2 separate regions of the Mus musculus genome follow, and region 1 is linked to region 2. Evidence: chromatin loops called from intact Hi-C (ENCODE). Cell type or tissue: gastrocnemius. All regions are shown on one strand. Each heading gives the region's core, and the rest is flanking DNA. Links, peaks and the distances in the headings are about the cores only. Region 1 has its middle 24 kb from the start of Gm6803. Region 2 has its middle 11 kb from the start of Gm10264.

Region 1 (8,335 bases), core at 172-8,171, 290 kb after region 2:
CTGGGGGCTTTCATGAGGTGCTTTCCCTGCCAGCTTACCTCCCTCTTTCCTTCTCTGCAAGAAAGCAAGTCCCTCTTGCTTTTGATTGTACGTGGGATTTCACTAACTGCCATCACATCTCTTGGTAGGTTGTAACCTGACTATGTGTTAGAGGTAGCAAATATTTGAATCTTCTTCAGGCACTATGATATAGATTAGTAGGACTATATGGGGAAAGTTTGAACTCGAAATGGATGCACACAAGAAAAACACCTTGTAGCAATGGGGAAAAGTGTGGATTCAAAACGGCCAGGCTTGTTGTCTATAATGCATTCATTTCGCTTTCATTTATATGTTTTTAAATGTCCTTTATAAAACTAGCAAATATGGGCTGGAGGCATAGCTCAGTGGTTCATAGCATTGGCTGTTCTTGCAGAGGAACTTGTTTGTTTCTCAGCACCTGCATGGCAGCTCCCAACTGCCATGACTACAATTTAGGAATCTGGCACCCTCTTCCAGTCTCTAAAAGCACCAGGCATGTATGTGGTACATAGACATACATCCAGACAAAGCACTCATACACATAAAGAAGAAATGAGCCTTCTTTTATTTAATACTGTAAACAAACAATGAAAGTATTAGTTTGGTGTTTATTTGTTTGGTTTTGCCTCATTTTGCTTTGCCTTTTAGGTTCATAAACTGTCCTAGCAAATGAATCTACCCTAAAGAGAAGGAAGGTGATTCTTTCCAGTGGCTGCACCTATAGAGAGGGTTTAAAAGTCTGACAGTCTTTACATATTAAAAGTTCAATTGGGGTTTGGCATTGGAGCTGCAAGTTGATCCATCCATAAGTTTGAGGACATTGCAGCTCGAGCCACAATGATTGAGGTAGTTTGCAACGACCGTCTAGGAAAAAAAGTCTGAGTGAAGTGCAACACAGATGATACCATCGGTGACTTGAAGAAACTGATAGCATTTCAAACTGGCTCCTGCTGGAATAAGATCATTCTTAAAAGTGGTACATGATTTATAAGGACCACATATCTCTTGGAGACTATGAAATCCATGATGGGTTGAACCTGGAGCTTTATTACCAGTAGAGCACAATTCTTCCTCCTCCTTGTCCAACTCTACCCTGCCCTCCTATCCCATCCTTATTTGACACTGATATAGATGGTCATTTTAACAGTTCACATGAATAAAAACTTTGCTGCTGTTAAAAAAAAGTTCAATCCCTTTAAAATATTCAATATCTTTTAAAATTCAGAGTCTCTTAACTGTGCCTCCACTAAAATGCCTTCTTCATGAGGGAAACATACCAGCAGAGTCACAATCAAAACAAAATCAGTCTCCAGCCATCCAATGACTTGAATCCACTCAGGATCTTCTAGGCTCCTCGAAGAGCTTGGGTCACCTCTCCAGCTCTGCCCTATGTAGCATACTCCTTGTTTTCTAGGCTCCAGCTGCCTGTCCTCCACTACTGCTGCTGTTCTGGGTGGTCATCCCATGTAAAAACACAGCAGGCTTGGAAGATCCCACGATGTTTATCCAAGGGGAAGTGCTGCAGACCCTTTTTCGTCCCTACCTGCATAGAATGGGTCTCTGGTTGCAGGTGGACAAAGAGTAGGCGAAATAAATGACAGACAGATCAACAGGAGAGGTTGTGTAGAATCTGAATGTAATTGTCAAGTCGAGTATCAAAACTTTTTATACAAAATAACAAGAAACCAGGAGAGATACATCTGCCAAATTATAGTGACACAAAACAAGGAATGTATACATCAAAAGAAGGCGGGGACCAGGCCTCTGCCAGTAAGAAGGGAGCCAGACTTAATGCTAGTCTATTGCTAAGCCCACCACCAGGGGTTCTTAGTAAATGCCTGACTTATGTTGTTTCTTTGGGCCTAGTGAAGAAACCTGTCTCAGGGGGATTCCCTAAATCTTTTATGGTAAACTCACCTATTCACTAGGCCATTGTGAATTCCCCTGTCTGGGTAAGACTGGCTATTGTCTCAAGTAAATACTCTGCAGACCAGCCCAGAGCTATTTTGGCTCCCTTCTTTGTAATGCCTAATTAGTTTCACTGTCTCTACTAGAAGTATATTTGAATGTTACTGAATAGATGACTTTCTCACTGAATTCCTACTGAATTCTAAGTTTGTTGGGTTCAAGGATTTTCTAGGATGTTGGAACACTGGGGGAAGGCTTAGCTATGTCAGAATTAAATCTTTAAAGGCACTTCTAATAAAACAATACGAAAAGAGAGCACGTGGATCCATACACCAGACTAACGCAGTGATAGGGTATGAGTATATGGGTTATGAGAATGCCAAGGTTCCAGGAGGTTGAGTTTCTCTGAAACTCTTCTTGGTGAGAGCGTCCAGGGCTCCCAGCCTGTCAAGCAGGCTTCAATGGAGTGTGCATAGCAGGGAAGAACTTGAAGGGTTATATAATCCCACTGCATATATGGCTGGCTTCTGATGAAAGACTTCACATGTGTCATATAAGTGAAAATCTTGACAAACTGGCTGAAGCACTTTCCATTGCTGATCAGAAGGTTGGTCTTTTACAGTTTGCCGAATGTTCTTTCAATCTGTGAGCCTACATCAGATTACCTCAGGTCCAGAGGGACACTAACATGTGTGTGTATGGTGATGGCAGAAGGGTCTAGGTGCAGCGAAAGAGGTGTGAGGAGGTGAAGCAGCTGAAGCAGCATAAGGAGTTCCAGGGCTTAGAGGAAGTGACAGAGAAGAGTACCAGAGTAGCCCTGGGTCATCAGGAAAAGTTGAAAGCTGACCATGGGGTGAGAGCCCAGATTCTCAACCTATAGGTAGGAGTGGCAGAGTAGCACTGAGTGAAGCAGGCAGAGCAGGAACAGATTCAGAAGGAGGAAGGCCAGGTCCATTTGCACCACCTAAACCCCCTGCAAGAGGAGGTCCTGCAGCTCAACATGCACCTGGATGCCTCCAGTCAGTACAAAGATCTGCTGAATGTGCATCTTCTAAGAAGGAGGAGTGAGACAGATAAGACGATTCTTTCTTTCTCAGTTTTTCTGTGTAGCCCTGGATGCCCTAGAACTCCTTCTATACACCAGGCTGTCCTAGATCAGATACCCACTTGCCTCTGCTTCCCAATTCAAAGGCAGAAAGGAGAGTGCTGTGGCTCACATTTGGCAGAGCTTGAAAAAATATATATATACATATACATATATTTCCTCAAAACCTCGACTCCACAGGGACATAACTCCTCCAACAAGGCCACACCTCCTGATATTACCACAACTGTACCAAGCATAATTCAATCACCAAACCAATAAAGCACACAAAAGGACAATTCTTTTTTCTTATTATGGTTTTCTTTTGATTAGTTATTCCATTTGTTTTCATCTCAAATGACATCTGCCCCCCTAGGGCTACTCCTCCACAAACCCCCCATCACATCCACCCTGTCCCCTCTCTCCTTTGCCTCTATGAGGGTACTCCCACACCCATCCACCTCTCCACTCCCGCCCCACCACTCCAGCATCCCCCTATGTTGGGGCATCAAGCCTTCCCAGGACCAAGGACCTCCCCTCCCACTGATGCCAGGCAAGGCCATCCTCTGCTACTTATGAATCTGGAGTCATGCATGGGTCCTCCAAGATGCTGGTTTTAGATTTTTTTATTATTTTTGTAACTTTTGGAATATTATATAATTCCATCATTTGAAAGATCCCCGAGGAGAGTCCCTCTTCAGGGACTTACTGACCTTACTGACTTTACTCGTTGTAAGAACAGGAGACTTTTAATGGTACACACACACACACACAAACAACAAAAAAGCGCTCAAGCCAGCAGGCTGGGGTCAAAACTCATGCACCGCGCAGGGGGCAGGGGAGTTCGACCCCGGCCCAAATTTCTTATAGGCTTATAAAGGCAAAAACCACAAACCAAAAAGGGAGGGAGCCGAAGGAATTTTCGTGGTTACACATGATTGGCTTATTTAAATGTTGGCGAGGTGATTACAAATTAACAGGGCAGTACGTGCTAGTTAAGGTGTAGGGGGGCACAAAGGCTTGGACTTCTCGAGGTCAGCAGGACACCTGGTCAGTGTATGATTTATGGTGGGCTATAGGGAGGTGCCACCCGGGAGGTGCCATCCTGCCAGATGGCCATTTGGTCCTGATAGACCTGGCTAGTTCCTGCACTTTCTTTTTTATCTTTTATGGCCAGAAGTTCTTAGCTACAGGGTGGATCAAGCTGTTCCTGGATCCACCTGGGTCTATTCTTCAGCCCTGAATTTCTTGAGCTTAGATACCACAATGCTATAAGACCCAAAATTATAAGTTTTCTCTTCACATTCTCCCCCTACCCTTCCAACGTGTCAAATGTACCCCCTCTTTCTACTCCCTCCCAAATTCATTGCCTGTTATTCTTTTTATTATTCTCTCTATGTCTGTCTCTATCTTTGTGTCTCTCTCTGTCACACACACACATACACATGCACACACACACACACATGCAAATTAGAAAGCTCATTTCTATGGAAGATGAATTCTGCAGGACTTGTGAATTCAAGCCAGAGTCGTTGATCAGTGAGATCAGCTGTGACTTCCTGCCGGAGCTGTGTTGAGGGGAAGTCTAGAAGACAGCAGTATCCCTCTGGCCAACAGGCTCTGCTATGAAAATATCACCAAACTGCAACATGGGAAAAGCTAAAGGCAAGGGGCTTAGCAGTAAGGTTGTTTTATGTATCCCATGAAACTTTTATAGGATAGTAAGCCAACTGTTTATCAAAATAGTATCAGATGTTAGAACTCTCGAACTGTTATCATGATATTAAGTCATTTCTCATGGATATTGAATCCAAACTTTCTCAAATTGTGCATTGAAGAAGGTTTTATTTGCCATTTGAGAAATAAAACCCAATTCCCCAAATTTAAGTTTTAATTAAAATTTATTTTAATTATTCAGAGCTTGTGTGAATTACTTTTGCCATTGTCTTATTTTTCATCAGTGACTTTGTCATGACTAACATAAGAGAAGAACCAAAATGTTAATCTATTTTATACATGCTTATGGACAAATGGGCTTTCCCGAACTCTAGAAAGTCAGAAGCAAACACATTATTTAGGAAAATCTGAGCATTAACTTAGCATGTAAGAAAGCAAGGTCATGGTTTTTTTTTTCGTTTTATTATATTTAATCTTGTTTTTTGACACTCCAGTCTTTATCCCCTTCCTGGTCCCCCCTCTGGCAGTTCTTCATCCCATTCCTCCTCCCACTTGTCTCCAAGAGGATGTGCCCACTGCTCAACAGCACACCCCACCTTACAAGGCCTCCACAGTCTCTGTGGTCTCAAGTATCTCAAGGGTTAGGTACATCTTCTCTCACAGAGGATAGACCAGGCAGTCCTCTGCTGTATATCTCACCTTTTGTTTCAAGAGGCCCCTCTACTCCATCCTCTGCTTTTTGCCTTCACGCCTCTGCTCCTTGGGGGAACTGCTTTCAGAGGGCCTTTTAGAACTGCCATGTTCTTTTGCTTCTGCCAAAAACTTGTCCAAACCAAAAGGATTTTGCTTGAAGTGAACTGGTCCTTCTCGGTCCCTCGGTCTACAGTCTGAACCAGAAAAATGCCTTCTCAGGAACGAATCACTTGGTTCTTATCCTGGTTTTGAGATAATCAAGATACATATTTTTACAAGGTCATCATGGTCTAGATTTTTACTGGGCCTGTAGATACTCTGAGCCACATCTTTACCACCTCTCCAGGCCTGATCATAAACATTGTAATTTTTGTCTTCTCCACCTGCAAATCCACTGTCCATACTCTTGGATTGGTTGAAGAGCCTTTGGCCATACTGCATTTCATTCGAAGTTTGAGGATTGGGCACAGTAAGAGCAATGACTTAATTGATATCTCTATTTTCATTTCTCTGTGGTTTTGACTTCCTCTCATGCACTGCCCTAAAAAGGTTGCTGCTCAAGGAGAAGGAAGACCAAAGTATGGATGCTTCGTCCCTCCTTAGAATGGGGAACAAAATACCATGTAAGGAGTTACAGAGACAAAGTTTGGAGCTGAGACAGAAGGAAGGACCATCCAGAGACTTCCCCACCTGGGGATCCATACCATAATCAGTCACCAAACGCAGATACTATTGTATATTCCAGCAAGATTTTGCTGACATGACCCTGATATAGCTGTCTCTTATGAGGCTATGCCAGTGCCTGGCAAATACAGAAGTGGATGCTCACAGACATCTATTGGATGGTACACAGACCCCTCCTTGAATAGAGGAACTAGAGAAAGTACCCAAGGAGCTGAAGGGGTCTGTAACCCTATAGGAGGAACAGCAATATAAACTAACCAGAACACCGATCTCATGTCTCTACCTGCATATGTAACAGAAGATGGACTAATCGGCCATCATTGGGAGGAGAGGCCCTTGGTCTTGCAAAGATTATATCCCCAGTACAGGGGAATGCCAGAGCCAGGAAGTGGGAGTGGGTGGGTTGGGGAGCAGGGAGTGGGGAGGTTATAGTGGGCTTTGAGGATAGCATTTGAATTGTAAATGAAAAAATATCTAATAAAAAATGGTTTAAACCAAAAAAATAAAAAAGAAAGGAAGGTTTCTGGTCCTGCTGCCTCTCTTTTTGCCTGTCATGATGGATTCCATCCCTTTCACTGGCCTCTTCATTTTTTTTTTCCACATGGGGTTTCATCCCACCCTATTGCAAGAATGTGGGGCCAAGCAAGCTCTGACTGAATACTCTGAAATCATGACTCAGAAAGAATTCTTTTTAGAAAAAAAACTTCTGTCAGAAAACCTGGTCTCGCTCTGAAGAACTAATCTGAGGAGTTCTGGATTTGGCATTTATATGTGCATTGTCTGGGGCTCAGAGAACATTATCCATCTCCAAGCAGAGAATCTGAATTGAATATTTGACTTTAAATGTTTTCTCTTGTAGCTCAATAGCTATATCATCTGGTGTTATCATGTCTTTTTAGAAAAAAATTTAGAATTATATATTCTATTTTGTGTGTATGAATGTTTTGTTTGCATATATGTATGTATACATGGGCACCATGTGTATGCCTGCTGCCTTTGGAGGTCAGAAAAGGATGTCACATACACTGGAACTGGAGTTACAGATGGTCATGAGTCAGCAGATGCTGGGAATGGAACCAGGTTCTCTGCAAGTGCTGTAAGAAAACTTAACCACTGACCACCTCTCTCTCTCTAGCACCAACCACTTTCCCTTCTTTTTCTTGTCCCTCTTCCACTTCCTCCTCCTCCTCTTCCTCCTCCTCATCTTCTTTTGTTTTTTGAGAAATATTTTTTTCTGTGCAGCCATGGCTGTCCTAGAAGTCACTCTATAGACTAGGCTTACCCATAACTGCCACCCAAATGCTAAAGATGTGTGCCACCATGGCCCGATTCATCATGGACTCTTAACTCTGCTGATAGTTCCTCTACCAGATGTGGCTCTATGATCTTTGTTGTCAGCTGTGTGTGTCATGCTTTCTCTCCCTTATTACTGCTGGTGAGCTTAGATAACAGTTGCTGTTGTCCCCCTTCCCCAAGCTCCATGGTGATATGCACCCTGATATAGCTTGTTTGGTTTATTTCCTCAAGTCTTCTCAGAGGGAGGCCACTGACATGGTGCCTGTCCTCAAGGGTAAACTGAGTTAAAGAGTCAGATAGGGAAAGGGGCTTTGTAAAAACAGGCAGTGGGATATGAAACCACTTCTGTTTACCAAGTGCCTTTTGGAGCCTATTGTTTTCTTTTATGTGTTGAGGGGTAAAGACAGACTGTTTCATCTAGACCCAGCTTTGAAGGAGCCTCAAGTCATGGAGTCCACACATGCTTTCAAAAACAGTCTAAAGCCAGGCACATGTCAGGACTGCTGCCCTGGTCAGATGCAGGAGTGAACACTGGGGCCTGGGAGTCAGGAGGAGTATCCTAAGGAGGCAGGATTTGAATGGAACCTTAAGTTTAAATAGCCAGAAGGAGGCAGGAAAGTGTCCCTGGGCACTTCTATAAATCAGTCACTAAGCTGTGCAGTTCTTTTCTTTTCCTGTCTGAGGACAGTTTTATTAGAGTTTAAAGGGAAAATTTTGGGTCAGGCCAGTTGTCATTCCCAGTAGCTGCCCAGAAGAGGGAGACAGAGAAGGGAAAGACAAACCCATGCTGTTTGAGTTAAGCTGGTGCAGAGGCAGCCACAGGGCAGACAAGCAGCCACATGGGGTGAATGGCACATTTAAAAGAGAGTGAACAAGCCAGGTTAGGCAGTGATTGTGCTCACCTTTATTCCAGGACTCAGGTGGCAGAAGGAGGCAGATCTATGTGAGTTCTAGGCCAGCGTGATCTACAAA
Region 2 (8,335 bases), core at 195-8,194:
GAGCCTTTGGCCATACTGCATTTCATTGGAAGTTTGAGGATTGGGCACAGTAAGAGCAATGACTTCACTGATATCCCTATTTTCATTTCTCTGTGGTTTTGAATTCCTCTCATGCACTGCCCTAAAAAGGTTGCTGCTCAAGGAGAAGAAAGACCAAAGTGTGGATGCTTCGTCCCTCCTTAGAATGGGGAACAAAATACCATGTAAGTAGTTACAAAGACAAAGTTTGGAGCTGAGACAGAAGGAAGGACCATCCAGAGACTGCCCCACCTGGGGATCCTTACCATAATCAGTCACCAAACGCAGATACTATTGTATATTCCAGCAAGATTTTGCTGACATGACCCTGATATAGCTGTCTCTTGTGAGGCTATGCCAGTGCCTGGCAAATACAGAAGTGGATGCTCACAGACTTCTATTGGATGGTACACAGCCCCCCCCCCCTTGAATAGAGGAGCTAGAGAAAGTACCCAAGGAGCTGAAGGGGTCTGTAACCCTATAGGAGGAACAGCAATATGAATTAACAAGAACCCCGATCTCATGTCTCTAGCTGCATATGTAGCAGAAGATGGACTAATCGGCCATCATTGGGAGGAGAGGCCCTTGGTCTTGCAAACCTTATATGCCCCAGTACAGGGGAATGCCAGAGCCAGGTGGGAGTGGGTGGGTTGGGGAGCAGGGAGTGGGTAGGTTATAGTGGGCTTTGAGGATAGCATTTGAATTGTAAATGAAAAAAATATCTAATAAAAATGGTTTAAACAAAAATTAAAAAAGAAAGGAAGGTTTCTGGTCCTGCTGCCTCTCTTCTTGCCTGTCATGATGGATTTCATCCCTTTCACTGGCTTCTTCATCCTCTTTTTCCTCCTGAGGTTTCATCCCACCATATTGCAAGAATGTGGGGCCAAGCAAGCTCTGACTGAATACTCTGAAATCATGACTCAGAAAGAATTCTTTTTAGAAAAAAACTTCTGTCAGCAAACCTGGTCTCGCTGTGAAGAACTAATCTGAGGAGTTCTGGATTTGGCATTTATAGGTGCATTGTCTGGGGCTGGGAGAACATTATCCATCTCCAAGCAGAGAATCTGATTTGAATATTTGACTTTAAATGTTTTCTCTGGTAGCTCAATAGCTATATCATCTGGTGTTATCATGTCTTTTTAGAAAAAAATTTAGACTTATATATTCTATTTTGTGTGTATGAATGTTTTGTTTGCATATATGTATGTATGCATGGGCACCTTGTGTATGCCTGCTGCCTTTGGAGGTCAGAAAAGGATGTCAGATACACTGGAACTGGAGTTACAGACGGTCATGAGTCAGCAGATGCTGGGAACGGAACCAGGTTCTCTGCAAGTGCTATAAGAAAACTTAACCACTGACCACATCTCTCTCTCTAGCACCAACCACTTTCCCTTCTTCTTCTTGTCCCTCTTCCACTTCCTCCTCCTCCTCTTCCTCCTCCTCATCTTCTTTTGTTTTTTGAGAAATATTTTTTTTCTGTGCAGCCATGGCTGTCCTAGAAGTCACTCTATAGACTAGGCTTACCCATAACTGCCATCCAAATGCTAAAGATGTGTGCCACCATGGCCCGGCTCATCATGGATTCTTAACTCTGCTGGTAGTTCCTCTCCCAGATGTGGCTCTATGATCTTTGTTGTCAGCTGTGTGTGTCATGCCTTCTCTCCTTTATTGCTGCTGGTGAGCTTAGATAACAGTTGCTGTTGTCCCCCTTCCCCAAGCTCCATGGTGATATGCACCCTGATATAGCTTGTTTGGTTTATTTCCTCAGGATTTAGTGTCACCAAGTGTTCTCAGAGGGAGGCCACTGACATGGTGCCTGTCCTCAACGGTAAACTGAGTTAAAGAGTCAGATAGGGAAAGGGGCTTTGTAAAAACAGGCAGTGGGATATGAAACCACTTCTGTTTACCAAGTGCATTTTGGAGCCTATTGTTTTCTTTTATGTGTTGAGGGGTAAAGACAGACTGTTTCATCTAGACCCAGCTTTGAAGGAGCCTCAAGTCATGGAGTCCACACATGCTTTCAAAAACAGTCTAAAGCCTGGCACATGTCAGGACTGCTGCCCTGGTCAGATGCAGGAGTGAACACTGGGGCCTGGGAGTCAGGAGGAGTATCCTAAGGAGGCAGGATTTGAATGGAACCTTAAGTTTAAATAGCCAGAAGGAGGCAGGAAAGTGTCCCTGGGCACTTTTATAAATCAGTCACTAAGCTGTGCAATTCTTTTCTTTTCCTGTCTGAGGACAGTTTTATTAGAGTTTAAAAGGAAAATTTCGGGTCAGGCCAGTTGTCATTCCCAGTAGCTGCCCAGAAGAGGGAGACAGAGAAGAGAAAGACAAACCCATGCTGTTTGAGTTAAGCTGGTGCAGAGGCAGCCACAGGGCAGACAAGCAGCCACATGGTGTGAATGGCACATTTAATAGAGAGTGAACAAGCCAGGTTAGGCAGTGATTGTGCTCACCTTTATCCCAGTACTCAGGTGGCAGAAGGAGGCAGATCTATGTGAGTTCTAGGCCAGCCTGGTCTACAAAGAGAGTTCCAGGACAGGACAGCCTGGGCTACACACAGGACAAAATCAAAAACCAAAGTGTGTGTGTGTGTGTGTGTGTGTGTGTGTGTGTGTGTGTGTGTGACAGAGAGAGAGAGAGAGAGAGAGAGAGAGAGAGAGAGAGAGAGAGAGACAGAGACAGAGAGACAGAGAGACAGAGAGACAGAGAGACAGAAAGACAGAGAGAAGAGACAGAGAGACAGAGGCAGAGTTGGTGGGCATACTTAGGCTCTGGCTACCATCCAAAGAAAAAGACAGTAAAGAAGAATGGTAAGTATTGAGGTTTGTTTTTTTTTTTTTTTTTTGGTGAAAAACCAAACTTCAAAAACTCACTTTAATCACAATCTAACAGCACCAGGTGCAATGTCTGGGGACAGACTCTGGGTACAATGCTGTGTGGCAACCACACACTCACATGGCTCTGAGAAGGCCCCTTAGGGGGACTTACCTTCAGGGACTGAGCCAAGGAAGGGGGGAAGGGACTGGGGTACTCCATAGGGAAAGGCGCTACTTCTTGGCAAAAGAGATCTTCATAGCATTGTTTTGTGTGATCTTAAAGCCTTGCAGGGCATCTATTGCTGCCCCAGCTTGCACTTCATTGTCAAACTCCACGAAGGCGATGTCATGGCGCCCAGGGACCAGATGCACCTCCTTGAAGACAGGGAACTGGGTAAAAAACATGGAGAGCATGAGCTCGTTGGTCTCCTCAGGCTGGTTGGTGAAGAACAGGATGATTGCGTGGATTCTCGGAGAGAGGCTGGGCAGGCGGCATCTGCCCAGGCATGAGCTGCTGTGGGGGCATGGCCCCAGGGGGGATCTGGCCAGGAGCGAGGATTGTTGGCGGGATCATGCCAGGTATGGCATGTAGGGAGGCTGTCCTGGCATGCGGTGCATGATGCGGGGTGCCTGAGGCATTGGTGGCATGCCCGGTACAGGCTGGACAGCACCCACCACAGGGGCAGCTGCCCCACCCTGAACAGCCTTTTTGGCAGCAGGTGTCTCCTGACTCTTGGGCTTCCTCTTCTCTCCTTTGCGATCTCTCTCCACAAAGGTGCCCGTCATCTTGGCAATGATGTCCGAGTCAGTCTTTGCGTACTGGATGCGCATGGGCTTATCATAGAAAGGGAAGCCCTGCATGGAGCGCAGGGCATTGGTGGCGCTGGTGACCTCCTTGAAGATGACGAAGGCCTGGCTCCTCATCTTCAGGCTCCGAGACACCAGGATATCCAGGATCTGGCCAAACTGGGAGAAGAAGGCATACAGGGACTTCTTGAGCTCATCCTTCTTGATCTTCTCATTGAGATTGTTGATATAAATAGTGTGGTTTAAACGGGTCTCAGGAACTGGCATGGTGGCCATGGTGTGAGATGTTCAGGTACGGCTTAAAGAGGAGGAAAAAGCGACTTTAGCCCTAAGTTTCCCAAATTCTTTGTTCCAAAGGGCTGATGGGATCTGCTCAGGGATCGCCCTTCCAAGAGAAAGTCGGGTAAGACCGGAATTGGGGGAGGATGTCACAGCTTAGCAACAAAGCCAGCATAGGACCCCCTTCTCCAACTCGCATGCTAAGGGAGAGCTCAAGTTTTGTGTTTTCACCCCAGCTTGTAACTTGTTAAAATTAGAAAAGCCAGTTCTGTATGTCTGGGATACCTATAGACTACCAAACATGATCAGAAATTGACAAAATCCTCATTTTTTAAAAGAAATTTAATTAGGTATTTTCTTCATTTACATTTCCAGTGCTATCCCAAAAGTCCCCCATACCCTCCCCCCCACCACTCCCCTATCTACCCATTCCCACTTCTTGGCCCTGGCATTCCCCTGTACTGAGGCATATAAAGGCATATAAAGTTTGCAGGACCAATGGGCTTCTCTTTCCACTGATGGTCAACTAGGCCATCTTCTGATACATATGCAGCTAGAGTCAAGAGCTCCGGGGTACTGGTTAGTTCATAATGTTGTTCCACCTATAGGGTTGCAGATCCCTTTTGTTCCTTGTGTACTTTCTCTAGCTCCTTCGTTTGGGGCCCTGTGATCCATCCAATAGCTGACTGTGAGCATCCACTTCTGTGTTTGCCAGGCCCCGACATAGTCTCACAAGAGACAACTATATCAGGGTCCTTTAGCAAAATCTTGCTAGTGTATGCAATGGTGTCTTTGTTTGGAGGCTGGCGAGATGGCTCAGTGGTTAAGAGTGCTGACTGTTCTTGTTCTTTTTAAGGTCCCGAGTTCAAATCCCAGCAAGCACATAGTGGCTCACACCCATCCATAACGAAATCTGATGCCCTCTTCTGGAGTATCTTAGGATATCTACAGTGTACTTACGTATACTAAATAAATAAATCTTAAAAAAAAAAAGCCAGGTGTGATGGTGCAAGCCTTTAATCCCAGCACTCGGGAGGCATAGGCAGGCAGATTTCTGAGTTGGAGGCTAGCCTACTCTACAGAGTTAGTTCCAGGACACCCAGGGCTACAAACAGAAACCCTGTCTCAAAAAAAAAAAAAAACTTTTTTAAGAGTTATTTATTTATATATTTATGAGTACACCACAGCTATCTTCAGACACACAAAAGAAGAGTGCATCGGATCCCATTACAGATGGTTGTGGACCATCCTCCAGTTGCTGAGAATTGATCTCAGGACCTCTGGAAGAACAGTTAATGATCTTAACCACTGAGCCATCTCTCCAGCATTTAAAGACTCATTCACAGGGTACAGATAAATAAAAACACACTGATGAATTCCTCAATCTGACAAGATTCTACCAAACCCACTGTCTCAGTTGCTTTATTGTTGCCCCTCCTGCCACACAGTGTGATGAAAGATATCAAGCCCAACAAAAGGAGAAAAGCCAAAAACATCAGAAAGCCTCTGGGGACAGAAATCTCCCTGCATTGCAGACATTTCTCCAAGAACTGCTTGAGACAGATGAAACAGACCATCAATCCTGAGCTCGTGATGGCTTCAATCCTGGGCAAGTAGTCCTTGGGGATGAGAAGCATCATCTTCCAGTACTGGACCTGGTCCTGCTTCATGAGCGCATTCCCACACAACTCCAAGAAGTCAAACAGGAGAGTGGAATTCTCATCTGAGAGAGGCTCCATGTTTAAGATCTGTGCCAGCCATCACTTATGCCATGAGCATGAGCTTTCTGCTGCTTTCTATAGGAACACTGGAGCTAGCTGGTAGCAGCATAGAAACAGATCATCCCAGACATGGCTTTTAGAAAGTTGTACACTTTTTCAACCTTGGAAGCCATCACTTGGTAGCCAAGCATCCCTTGAGAATCCTCCAAAGTCATCCCTTCCTTGAAAGCTGGGTAGAAAGGAACAGAGTATGGACGCTTCTCCTGGAGGTGAGCAAGAATGACGTCTCCCACTTTGGGGTGAAGCAGCCAGATACCAGTTGCCACCACTGCAATGGGGAATGCTGCTTCATGGTGAGAGGCCACTTCTTCCTCCCCTTGTTTCACAGATTTCTCTGCCAGTATATGCTGGACAAAATCAAGCCCCTTAGTGTTAAGAGTGAGGGACATGGAATGCCCGCCAGATTAGACAGGCTTTCCAGAGAGCAGTTTTTGGATCTTATCAAAGAGCTCTTTCAGCTTTGAACTTGTGATGCTGGAAGATCTGGCTCACTATGGTGGTGGCTGACTTCTGCAAGTCCATCCGTATCTTTGTTGTCTGACTTCCCTTGCTGCTGCTCAGGTCCTCGAGGACCAACAAACAATTGGTAGAAGCATTCTGAAGTTGCTGGCACCATGGCATCTTACTACCTTGTACCTTCCCCTGCCAGTCTTTATTGTGTGAACCTGTTGGGCTTGGGCTGAGGGACAGAGATCTGGGCAGGATCCCCTGGCCCCTGCTACACCTGTGACTCCTGACATTTGGCCAGGAAGTCCTCCTCATCCTTCTTCTTCATTTCAGAGACTCTGGTGATCTCCTGCTCCAAATTCAAGAGGAGGTCCTGCATTTCCTGCAGGGCCAGGTCAGCCTCCACTTGGTTCTCTGCTATGCAATAGCCACTCTTTAAGGTGTTGAGAATGATTCTCAAGATAAGGACACAAAGCTGGCTTCCCTGGGTCTGGAGGGCACCAGGTCTACATTCAGCAGCTCTTTGTGCTGACTGGAGGCATCCATCTACCTGATGGTTGAGCTGCAGGACCTCCTCTTGCAGGGGGTACAGGCTGCACAGATGGACCTGGTTTCCTCCTTCCTAACTGCTCCTGTTCTGCTTGCTTCACATGGTGGTTGTGGCGGTGGTGGTGGTGCTGCTGCTGCTGCTGCTGCTATCCCTCTCCAAGCTTTAGGTTGAGAATCTTGACTCTGGGGAGATGGAGCTCAGCTTTCAGGTCTCCTGATGGCCCAGGGCTTCTCTGTTACTCTTCTCCATCACTTGCTCTAAGTCCTAGAACTCCTTATGCAAACTCAGCTGCATCAGCTTCTCAAACCTCTTTAGCTGTTCAGATCTCTGAGAGGCCTCGCACCTTCCCCTCTTGTTCCTGCACTGCCTCAGGTCCTCTGTTCCTCTCATCCTGAATGCCAATTAGAAAACTGGATGCAACCTTCCATTTTGATCACAAGAAAGGACTGAAGTGCAGTGGGTTCTGTTTATGGGGACTCATGTGTGCTCTGGGTTCCATATGGTGTTGAGGGTGAGGGGGGTTGTGGGGTACTTCTGAGCAGAGAATTTAGTGGTGAGGATTAGTATAGGCCTGAAGCAGATCCAAAGGATCCTGAATTTTCAGAGGAAGGAACATTCTCTTGCATGTGCCCTGAGGTGTTGGGTAGGATGTGATCTACCACACATGCAAAATAAAAAGATAGTTTGGGAAGAGGCCTGCATTGTTCCAAAACATCCTGGTAGCCACTAATGTCTGTAATGCCAGCAGCCTTTTCTGGAGTTGGGGAGTGCCCTCCTGGTTTCCTAGCAGAGAGCATGGGATTGCATTGACCTTGTTTTTTCCTTTCCAGAAATCATGTAGTCACTTATTTTTGTTATATACCAGAGATATAATGAACATATTAAAAAGAAAAACTCTTTTTAAACCAACATGTTTTTAATATGTCTCTGTTCCTTAACTCCTCCCTTCAGAAAACAGGAACCTCATTTTCATTGCTCTGTGGCTGCTTTTCTCTTAACCTAAGCTTAGATTAAGGTAAACTTAGCTTGTATAATTATGTAACTAACTTTAATCAATACACAGTAATTCCTTTTCCAAAACCTCAATATAGAAGCTAACTTCTTGAAAACAGCTTAACACAAAGGCCCTACTTTACAAAGTATAGAATATTTTATGTCCTATTAACAGCTACCTTCTTTGAAAATGTCTTTTTTCCAAAATCAGAAGAGATTGACTTCTCTTTTTTATTTTCATTCTTTTTGGGGGTATGCCTTAGAAAAGTGAAATCATATGTAAACATTGTCAACTATTATATTTTTAAAGTGAAGATAATGAAATATCCTGTCTAAGTACTTAATTTCTGCAATGACTAATTTTTAAAACTCAAAATTGCTACCCATGTAATTTAAAAACTGCACTGTAAGGTGCAACAACTTGTGTGTGGCAACAACTTAAAGGATAAAGTGAATGTATAGAATATGAATGTATAAAATGGCATGGCTCCATTAATACAAAAATAGCTATATTTTGTCTGACTCCAAGTGCAGACGCACACATCTGTAACTCTGCTGAGAAATCTCAAATGCAGCCAGATGCTTAGAATATAAAGGTCTGAAACAGGTGTGCTGGACTAGGACTTACTTCAGCCCAG

Evidence for each region. Hi-C counts contacts between places; a loop is a spot of excess contacts. Peaks named below come from ENCODE experiments on the same cell type or tissue, not always from the same donor. Only the 100,000 strongest peaks of a DNase experiment are listed, where the experiment ranks them.
Region 1: a loop joins it to region 2, with 17 times the contacts of the local background. A loop is called at or near these places in 5 of 42 quality-filtered maps.

Annotation. Positions count from the first base shown.
Region 1 is chr12:88,039,028-88,047,362 of GRCm38, reverse strand. It overlaps the pseudogene Gm18247, the pseudogene Gm46998 and the pseudogene Gm46997. Among named protein-coding and RNA genes, the nearest start is that of Gm6803, 24 kb to the right of the region's middle. In gastrocnemius, for the core only: no CTCF peak of the experiment used is centred there; no DNase peak of the experiment used is centred there.
Region 2 is chr12:88,330,215-88,338,549 of GRCm38, reverse strand. It overlaps the pseudogene Gm18632 and the pseudogene Gm8655. Among named protein-coding and RNA genes, the nearest start is that of Gm10264, 11 kb to the right of the region's middle. In gastrocnemius, for the core only: no CTCF peak of the experiment used is centred there; a DNase peak (open chromatin) is centred at 3,412.